Linked DNA regions of Mus musculus: region 2 is linked to region 1. A link is a loop called in an ENCODE intact Hi-C map of the cell type or tissue named here. Cell type or tissue: heart. All regions are shown on one strand.

What was found. A loop is a pair of places that touch in the nucleus more often than their neighbours do. Peaks named below come from ENCODE experiments on the same cell type or tissue, not always from the same donor. Only the 100,000 strongest peaks of a DNase experiment are listed, where the experiment ranks them.
Region 2: a loop joins it to region 1, with 2.4 times the contacts of the local background. A loop is called at or near these places in 4 of 42 quality-filtered maps.

What each region holds. Positions count from the first base shown.
Region 1 is chr10:62,680,173-62,685,172 of GRCm38, reverse strand. The region is part of intron 1 of Stox1 (storkhead box 1); the gene reads left to right. Mir7215 (microRNA 7215) reads right to left here and starts at 2,665; the gene lies at 2,615-2,665. In heart, a CTCF peak has its summit at 1,897 (motif pointing right); no DNase peak of the experiment used is centred here.
Region 2 is chr10:62,588,408-62,593,407 of GRCm38, reverse strand. Ddx21 (DExD box helicase 21) reads left to right here. Exons shown (of 15, transcript NM_019553.2): 5 at 281-398; 6 at 1,406-1,591; 7 at 2,642-2,787; 8 at 3,481-3,630; 9 at 4,590-4,751. Among named protein-coding and RNA genes, the nearest start is that of Ddx21, 11 kb to the left of the region's middle. In heart, no CTCF peak of the experiment used is centred here; a DNase peak (open chromatin) is centred at 3,037.

The sequences.
Region 1 (5,000 bases):
CAAGCTGAGCAGTCTGTGCCTTCTGGAACATTCTAGAAAGTGCAACTCTTCAAAGATCAGGCTCTGTGCCATGGGGCCACGTGGGAAGCAGGACCAAGACAAGAGTTGTGACCCTGCTTCGTACTGCTCTAGCTTGGCTCGGAGGACTAGGTCCCCTCAGAGGGCACTGTTGTGCCTGAGGAAGAGGTGGAGGGATCCAGACACGGTGTAAGAGAGGATCTGTCTGTGTGTGGAGCCCTGGGGAAGGGGCTGGTTCTTTAGTAAGCACAGGGTGTGGGTGCCATGACAGGAGGAACAGGGGACTAAGAGAATGAATGAGGTCTGAAGCAAGGGGACTTTTAAAGATGTCCAACTCCTCCGCTGGGCCAGAACTCAGCAAGAAAGGCAGGAAGAAAGAATTTATTCTGGTTGGCGGTTAGGGAACCAGGTCTGAGCAAGGCCAAGAAAGAGGTCGTGTAAACTGTTGATGGACCTTAGAGGTACTGCCAGGACACAGACACACACTGAGGAACCTGTCTGTGGATGGCCCCTGGGCAGAGGTGTGGTGATTTAGGGGGCTTAGTAAGGCTGCTCTTAGGAGCGGCCATCAGAGTCACTGTGTTCCCTTTCCAACACTGCTCATCCAACTTGATACTTCTGAAGTGATGATATTGAGGGAACAAACGGGCTGATGTGTGTTGAAGTGGCTGTGTGACTGGGTGTGACTTTCCTCCCAGAGGGACAGGTTCCAGACCGGCGGGTGTTCTCGGTGTATCTGCTTACATGAAAGTGGAACACAAAATACTCTTATCCTGTGTCCCAGGGAACCCTCCACAGAGAGGATCCACCACCCAGCACAGTGGCTAGCTTTCCACGGCCATTGGGCCAATGGGCCAATGGGCCAATGGGCCAATGGGCCAATGGAAGAGCACTCATCAGCCAGTCTACTTGCCGTGTGTGCTGAGGGAATGCCTCACGTAGGCCCTTCATCACGGATGGATTATTGAGAACAGCCATGCTGCTTGCCTGGAGTTGGAGGGGATGCACGCAAGGCATCTCGGATCAGACTCCTCCATCTTACCCACTCAGTCTTGTAAAGGGCCAGGGGGCCCACTGTTCCTGACAATGTGCCAAACTTAAAGTAGCTAATTTTGAGAAAGAGGAAGATGGATAGATAGCACCTTTAAAGATACTAGGGCTAACAAGGAATCACTCTCTGACAAGGAGACAGGGAGACATTGTAGCAACCACCATTGAAGGAAGAAAGGAATGTCAGAACAAGATTCTGATGGACCCAGAGATATTCAGTCTGGCTGACCAGAACCTCCAGGCTGTTCTAGACATTAACATCCCCAGAAGTAGGTTGCCCTTCAACTCTGGTGTGCTGAAGGCACAGTACTGATTTATATAATTTAATAAAAATTTTAAATAAAAAGTTTATAATTTTATGTGTATGGCTGTTTTGCCTGCATGTATGTCTGTGCACCACGTGTGCATAGTGCTAGCTGAGGGCAGACATGAGCATCAGATCCCTTGGAACTGACTGACGGAGTTGTGAGCTGACATGTGCTAGGAGGCAAGCCTGGGTCCTCTGCAAGAGCAGCCAGAGCTTTCAGCCACTGACCTATCTCCCAGAGGCAGGGTTTCTCTGTACAGCCCTGGCTCTCCTGGAACTCAGTCTGTAGACCAGGCTAGCCTTGAACTTACAGAGATCTGCCTGCCTCTGCCACCCAAATGCTGCACCACCATGCCTGCACCACCATGCCCAATGTGGCTTCTATCTTTTAAAGCTCTCGGAAGCCAGAAGAGTCTGTAATCAGCTTGAAAGCAGCTGGAGTTGGGCGGACAGTCTGGACAATGTGTGACCATTGATACAAAACCCAATGGTGCTTTTCAGATTGAACCGGTGACCAGCAGGTGGAGCTGCCCCCCAGAAGGGAGAGGGGATATGGCACCTGTGAGCAGGGCCAGGACGCCCTGGATTCTTTATTGTCCTGGGTAACCACTTGGAGCAGGCAAGGTGCTCTCTGCAAGGCTTTTGGTAGACCTTCTGTGTGCACAGTCTGGAGGAGGAGGCAGGATTGTGTTTACCTCATGAGACAAAGTGCAGTCTCCTCCAGCTCCCGGCACCACTGAGCCCAGGCCTCATTGCAGCGGATGATCCTGGCCATCGCCCACTTCCAGGCAAACCCATCCACAGAGACCTGGGGAGTCGGTGAGAATCCAGGCTCCTTCAGGACCAAGGCAACTTCTTTTGACAAATGTCAAGGATGGCCTCAGTCCCAACACACAGGTGGAGGTAGCTCTATTTGCTTGTTTCCTGGGCTATTACATTGCCTCTCAGGGCTGTAATACTAGACGCCCATTTCTCATGATTTCCACATTCAGTAAGGAAATTTCCTTCCAGAGGAGTGTCTCCTGTAAGTTTTAGGATAGACTATATTATTCATCAATACTTAACAATTTGTAATGCTAGTTGAAAGCATAGCTTTTCTGCCTCTCTTTAGACACCCCAGAAGAGGGCATCAGATCTCAATAACGATGGTTGTGAGCTACCATGTGGTTGCTGGGATTTGAACTCAGGACCCTGGAGGAGCAGTCGGTGCTCTTAACCGCTGAGCCATCTCTCCAGCCCCCGCTTTTCTGCCTCTCAGAGCATTTGTAGCTCAGCTTGGACATAAAGAGCATAAGGCCTCTTCTGCAGATGGCCAGCCGTGTGGCATTCTTGTGTGCCGGCGGTGAAGGGGTTAATGAAGTATCTTGTGCTGTCAAGCCCAGAGGTTCGAGTCAAGTCCTTGGGACACACACAGGGCTTACAGCAGAAACCATGAAGAGGCAACTCATGTCATTGGTCCTTGAGTGGGAAGATTTGGATTAAAGAAGAGTGTTCTGGTGGGATTTTAGAAAGCCTTTAAAAAAATGACTTGTATAAAGAAAGTGTAGATTTGCCTCCTATACCAGAAGGCTTAGAGATAGGTAAGCTGGCTCAAGCACAGCTCAGCATGGCTGTCCTAAACCTTGGCATTTTTGTCTCCTCTCTGTTTTGCCTTCTTGTGTACCCAGGTGGTTGTTTGACCTCCAATTTATTTTCTCCTGGTCATGAGAGCTGCATCTACCTAAGATTCAAGCACGGAGGTGTGGTAGCACACACCTCTAATCACAGCACTCAGGAGGCAGAGGCAGGCAAGATCAGGGGCTCAGAGTCACCCTGGGCTACATGAGACCCTGTCTGAAAACAAAACAAAAATCCAAGCAGGAAGAAAGAATGAAGGAGATAAGTCTTTTTAAATCTCCTTGGCGGAAGTCTCGCCATCTGGCTGCCAGTCTTACGAGAAGCTAAAGATGGAGTATCCATGTTTTCTGCCTCCACACGGTGGAACAACAGTATATCTCAAATGGACCAGTCGAACAAAATACCTAACTTCAGAAATATATCTCTCAAAAATAGAGTGTGCCCAGCCCTGAGGTCAGTCCTTTCAGGTGAGAGGACCACCTGTCAGGATTGGTGGCTAGTCAAAAGGCTATGGAATCCGGGAAAAAGTCAGGACTGATCAAGAAGTACCTCTAGTACCAAAGGAGTGTGCTAGAGGAAAAACAATCTCAGGGTGCTGGAGATGCTGGAGACACGGGCTCATCAGGCGTGATGGCTTTGGTTTGGGAAGAAAAGAGAAAAGATTCTAGGCAGCTTTATTCCAATACTGTCAAGTGCTGGCCCCGGGGCATGCCTTCAAGCACATTGTTCTCCTTTTGTTGAACAGTTGAGGTAACTAATCAATAAAGAGGGTATTCCAAAAGTGCAGTGAAGGGTGCTTCCTAACATTCCAGGATGGCCCCTGCTTTCTCATGATGCCTTTGGGACCTAAGACCCCACAGGGATTTTTTTTTTTCATTCATGATAGTCTGCCTTGGGCATCTCCTAATGTCCTAAGAAGTGCTGAGTGGAGTGCTGTAGTCTTTACTTTGGGTTATAATTGCCTCCACCCACGTCTCCTCATTCCAACCAGAGCCCCTTGAGGGCAAGTACTGTGTCCCATTTGCTGTAGTTCCTAGACAACTGGCATATAATAGATACTCAATAAATATCTGCTGGCTAAGGAGCGGTCTGGGTTTTCTGGTGCAGCGCTGCAGTGGCTCCTCCCTACATCACGAATACGTACATGAAGAATATTCCCAGCTCCTGGTTTCCAGGGGTGCTCAAATGGTTGAACAGCATTTAGGGTAGGCATAGATGACAGCGTGCAAAGGCTGCCTTGTAGGAACGAGTAGAGGAAAACAGGGTCCAGGCTTTGGCAAAGAGGCACAGGATCATAAACAGAATGCAGTGTAATGGAGGGAGCTTGCAGCTTGTCGTTTTCCTTTACAAAAAGGAAGGCACACCAAACCTGCCCACACTGGGTTATGATTAACTCAGACCACAGCTCCTGATTGTGGCCAGGAGCTATGGAGCTAACGCCAGCCAGGCCATTCTTTACAGATACTCTTTAACCATGTCATTGCAACTCCAAGAAGCACCTTTGCAAACATTTGGTCACAGGATGAACGCTATTTTCCTTTTCTTAATATTATTGGGAGGGAGAGGCACTTGCCATGGTGTACGTGTGGAGGTCAGAGGAAAACTCTTTGGAGTCTGTTCTCTGCTTCCAGCTTTATTCAGAAGTTCCGGGGCTTGAACTCAACCCATCAAATACATTTGAGCAGCAAATGCTTTTATCCAATGAGCCATCTTTCTGAACCAGGACCTTTTTTCTTTAAAAAGTTTTTTTTTCTATTTTTTTTTTCTGTTGTTTTTTAGCCTTGGTGGGATTGGTAGTACACACCTTTAATCCCAACAGGAGGAACTCCGAGCCAGCTTAGTCTACATAGTGAGTTCCAAGACATCCAAGGCTACATAGAGACCTTGTCTCAAAAAACAAAAAAACAACAAAACAAAAAAAAACCCACCTTTTAAAAATTTTTATTTATTTTATGTGCATTGGTGTAAGGGTGTCAGGTCCCCTTGGAACTGGAGTTACAGACAGTTG
Region 2 (5,000 bases), 92 kb after region 1:
AATGTCAGGTTGTTTTACTGGACCTCTAGTTCTTCACTAGTTCTCTGGAGCAGCAGTATGTGCACACTTACTCCTGAGTGGTGTGACCACAGGCTCTTAGAACACTGCTTGGGGATGGTATTAGCGCCTGTCCATGTAGTATGTGGGATTTCTCTGAGCACATGGTGACTGGTTCCGTGTATGGCAGGATGGGGAGGACGAACAGAGTGTTGTGGATTCTGGAGGAGTGGAGAGACAAATACCACATAGCACTTTGAAATCCTGGCTTTCTCTCTTTCAGGTGCTAGTCCTTGCACCCACAAGAGAATTAGCAAATCAAGTGAGCAAAGACTTCAGCGACATCACCAAAAAGCTCTCTGTAGCTTGTTTTTATGGTGGAACACCCTACGGTGGTCAGAGTAAGTGCATTCAAAAGCTGGGGGGGGGGGGGCTGTTGTCGGGGTTTCTCTCTTGCCTGCTGTTTAAGGATGGTGAAGAGTGGGTTCCTAGGTGATTCTAGGTAAGCCCTGGTTTGGGTGTTCAGTGCTCTAATGATTCAAGAGGGCAGACACAGTGTCAGTCTCGCCCCTTTTACATGTGCGTTTCTTGCTGCAGTGGCCCTTTCTTTCACAAGCATCAGCTAAGGGTGCAGTCCCTTCGTCCCATTCTAGTGCTTCCTAATTAGGACCATGCTGTCTCTTGGAAAGGAGGATCAAACATTGGCACACAATGAGGATGGCACACAGCCATCCTTCATGGCTTTGGAAGGCCTGAGTTTGATTGGATCGTGACTGATCCCATACTAATCAGGAGTCCACTTTGCTTAGTTTTTCCTCCTTGTGAAGATTGTGTTGAATAACGCAGGATGCCTAGTGTAGTCTGGAGACTACAGCAGCAGCACAGTCCGAAAGCCTCCAGATTGCCTCCCCGTCAGGCGCAGAGGATGAGCACTCTGGTCCTGGTGTTTCCATAGAGTAGTCACCCTTCTGTGCCCTCTCACTTTCTTATGCCCACTCAGCCACCCCACAGGAGGTGCCTGGTTTTTAGTCTTGAGTGAGTGACTGCAGGAAAGAAGGCTGAGTTCAAGAACATTCCGAACTACATTCTGATGCCCTGTCTCAAAACAAACCAAAATAATACTGTTTCTATTTCTCTAAGAGTGTCACTTATGGTCTGAAGGCTTGACATTTTCTGCCAGCCGAACAGGAAGTCGTTCTTGTGCCACTGTTTCCTGGTGGATCATTTTCCTATTGTGTTAGTGCACTGGCCCAGCCATTCAGGGAGGGGTGGATGCCCCTTGTTGCTGTCATTAACTTTGTAGCTGTGTAGTAATAGTTTAGAATAAAAAGTATTTAAATGGATTCTCCATGGTTGATAAAAGGAGTTTGAAAACAAGGCATCTCTTTTCGTTGGTATTTTTTTACAGTTGAACGAATGCGGAGTGGGATTGATATCCTGGTTGGGACCCCAGGTCGTATTAAAGACCACTTGCAGAATGGCAAGCTAGATCTCACCAAACTTAAACATGTTGTCCTGGATGAAGTCGACCAGATGTTGGATATGGGTTTTGCTGATCAAGTGGAAGAAATTTTATGTGTTGCATACAAGAAAGGTAAGCCCCAAATTTAAGGGACTGGTGGAGGGGACCTCAGGAAGGGTCATGGTGAAATTGTCTTCTAGGAGATAATAAGGACACTCGGGAAAACTTGTTTTTTGATACAGGGTTTCCTGTGTAGCCCTAGTTATCGGGAATTCAGTCTGCTCAAGGCTGGCCTTGACCTCAGGCTCTCCTGCCTCTGCTTCCTGAGCACTAGCACTAAAGGCTCATGCCACTACTACCTGGCTAAAGTTTGGAAAAATTAAAAAAAATTTTTTTCTTAACTTGGAAATTGAAAAAAAATAGGTTATATAATTCACAAAAGCTTGGGAGAATAAAAGAAAAAATTCGTATTGTGCCAGCTTGATCACTGTTCCTAACAGTTTTCAGTGTATGTACTGTTAAGATACTAAAATTTTGTCAAGTGATTTATTCAACCACCTACCTCGTTTTATAACCGTCACTCATACCAGAGGGTTCTGGTCACAGTTGGAGTTCTGCAGTACCTGGAGTTGGTTCTATAACACAGACCTTCATGAGTAGAGCTACTGATCAGCTGTAAAGTGCACTGGACCTGTTCTGTCAGCTTGTGTCCTCGGGGCTTCTGAGAGCAGTAGTGTCCCTAAAGCCAGATGAGCACATACATTGAGGGTCTTTTGTCGTTTGGGGGTGCTGAGGATTAAGCTGAAGGCTTTGTCACTGGATTGCACCCCTAGCCCTGGTTCTAGATTCTTAATCTACTAAACTGCTGTGGGATTCGTTTGGTTGTGGGCTGCTTGGTTAGCGGTCTATGCTGGTTGGTTCCTGGGCTTCCAGGATTTGTCGTCCAGTTGGCAGGCCTCCTTCCTGGGATGGATTTCCTGTGAGTGACAGAGGCTGGAAGTAAATCTGATTGCACATACTTTTGTCATTTGGGGATCCATTATGATGACAGATCATTTCAGTTTTTGTGTGGTGCCAGTGGTCCGTGTTAATGGTGCTGCGGTGTGGAGGTGCCAGGTGAGGTGGAGTGCTGTGTATGCAGGCTTGCTTGGATTATTCACACTGACTTCTTTTTCCCCCAAGATTCTGAAGACAACCCCCAAACATTGCTTTTCTCTGCAACTTGCCCTCATTGGGTGTTTAATGTTGCTAAGAAATACATGAAATCTACATACGAACAGGTGGACCTGATTGGTAAAAAGACTCAGAAAGCAGCTATAACTGTGGAGGTAAATGATTCATTTAGTTGCCGGAATTAGTTAAATCACTGTTTCCTGTCTGATAGTTTTAATAGTAGCAAATCCAAGCTCTTTTTCCACATAAATACTCAGTCCCTATGCAGAGCCAATTAACATTTCTTTTATGTATGGTGTCTGTGCTTTCTGGATTGCACCATCTAGCGGCCTGATTTCAGTCTTTGGAACCTTGTGTTTGAATTAGATAAACAAAGTGGTTACGTTCAGAGTTCAGCCACTAGTGGGCAGCAGAGCAATCTGGTGCGTCATCTTGAATCTGTTTCATCTTAGGCTCCGGTACCTAGATGAATTCATTTCACCCAAAGCGGGCCTGTACAGTAGTTATTGCAGGTTGTATTTTAAGTGGATGAAGGGGCATAGCATGCACAGGCCTTTCTTGTCTGTTATTTGGTTTCCTGCGGGGGTGTGGGAAATAGTGTTTCCTGATTACATTAGAATGCAATGAAACCAGATGCTCTTTGGAAAAAGGATAAGCCTGGAGGAGGTAGACCATGCTGCTCCTGACTTGGGTTTATTTAGTTTCCTTTTTTCCCTCTAAGCCATGGTGGCAGCAGACAGCCCTGTAAGGTCTGCGTTTACTTCCTGTACCAAGCATTAGATGTAAGAGTTGAGAAGGGAGCTGCAATGTCCATCTAGGCTTTAGTAAGTGTTCCTTTCTCTCTTCAGCACCTGGCGATTAAGTGTCACTGGACAGAAAGGGCAGCGGTGATTGGGGATGTGATCCGAGTGTACAGTGGTCATCAAGGGCGCACGATCATCTTCTGTGAAACCAAGAAGGATGCCCAGGAGCTATCTCAGAACACGTGCATAAAGCAGGTTGGTCCTTTTCATACCTGAAGCCTGGGTCTTCAGTGAGTTTTTATCTTGGACTCTGCTTTCATTCTGGATTTCAATTATCCAGTGACTTCCATGTTGTGTTAGATTAGGGGAAGTGTCTCTGATGGTCAGGGTTTATGAAATCTACCAGTCCTGCCTCATGGGTGGTGGTTCACTGGTAAAGCTACACCTACAAAGTAGGTATAGTCTCCTTTGGGTGATATTCTCAACCTTGGAGAGTGTAGTTAGAAAGAGTTGATGTGGGCTGGGGAGATGACCCAGCAGTTAAGAGTACTGACTGCAGAGGTTCTGAGTTCAAATCCCAACAACCACATGGTGGCTCACAACCATCTGTAATGGGATCGAATGCCCACTTCTGGTGTGTCTGAAGACAGCTACAAAGTACTCATATAAATAAAATAAATCTTTAAAAAAAGAAACAGTTGATGTAACAGCTGAGAGCTACAAACAGTTTGAAGATTTTTTCCATGTAAGAAGCAGGTTGCAAGGGGTTGGGGATTTGGCTCCGTGGTAAAGTGCTTGCCAAGCAAGCGCAAGGCCCTAGGTTCAGGCCTCAGCTCTGGAAAACAAACAGAGACAAAAAAGAAGCAGGTGCAAGAAGACATCTGCTCTTCATAAATAAATCTTTTAAAACAGGGAAGGTTTGAAGAGATGGCTCAGTGGTACTGTTTGCTTTTCCAGAGGTCTTGAGTTCCCTGCAACCACGTGGTGGCTCATAACCATCTATAGTGAGATCTGATGCCTTCTTCTGGTCTGCAGGTGTACATGCAGACCGAGCATAAAATATATAAATTTGAGAGGGGGGGGAGGGTGGGTGAGTGGGTGTCTGCTTTTCACTTTATGGCATTCCCTGCCCAAGCTGAGCTCTTGTTGCAGGTGGACAGTGTCATGTTGTGTCTAGAATTCTGAATTCTGAGGTCAGTTGATTTCTTTGGCAGGATGCCCAGTCCTTACATGGCGACATTCCACAGAAGCAAAGGGAAATCACCCTGAAAGGTTTCCGAAATGGCAATTTTGGAGTTTTGGTGGCAACCAATGTTGCTGCCCGTGGGTTAGACATCCCTGAGGTTGACTTGGTTGTTCAGAGCTGCCCACCAAAGGTATGTTTGGTCTTGTGTTTTGTCTTTTAATAACAATACAAAATTACTGCTTTTGTTTCTTTGTGTTACTAAAAGTCCTTTCACTGACTTTTATGCAGTTTTCAGGCCCTTTCTGGTCTTCTGAATTCTGCACACAGTCAGTTTAGATGGTTGGATGGATGGAGAGAAAGAGGGAGATTACAGTTAGGCTGTGCACTCAGTCTTCTGCGTCAGCGTCTCCATCTTCCCACAGATCTCATCATCTCACGT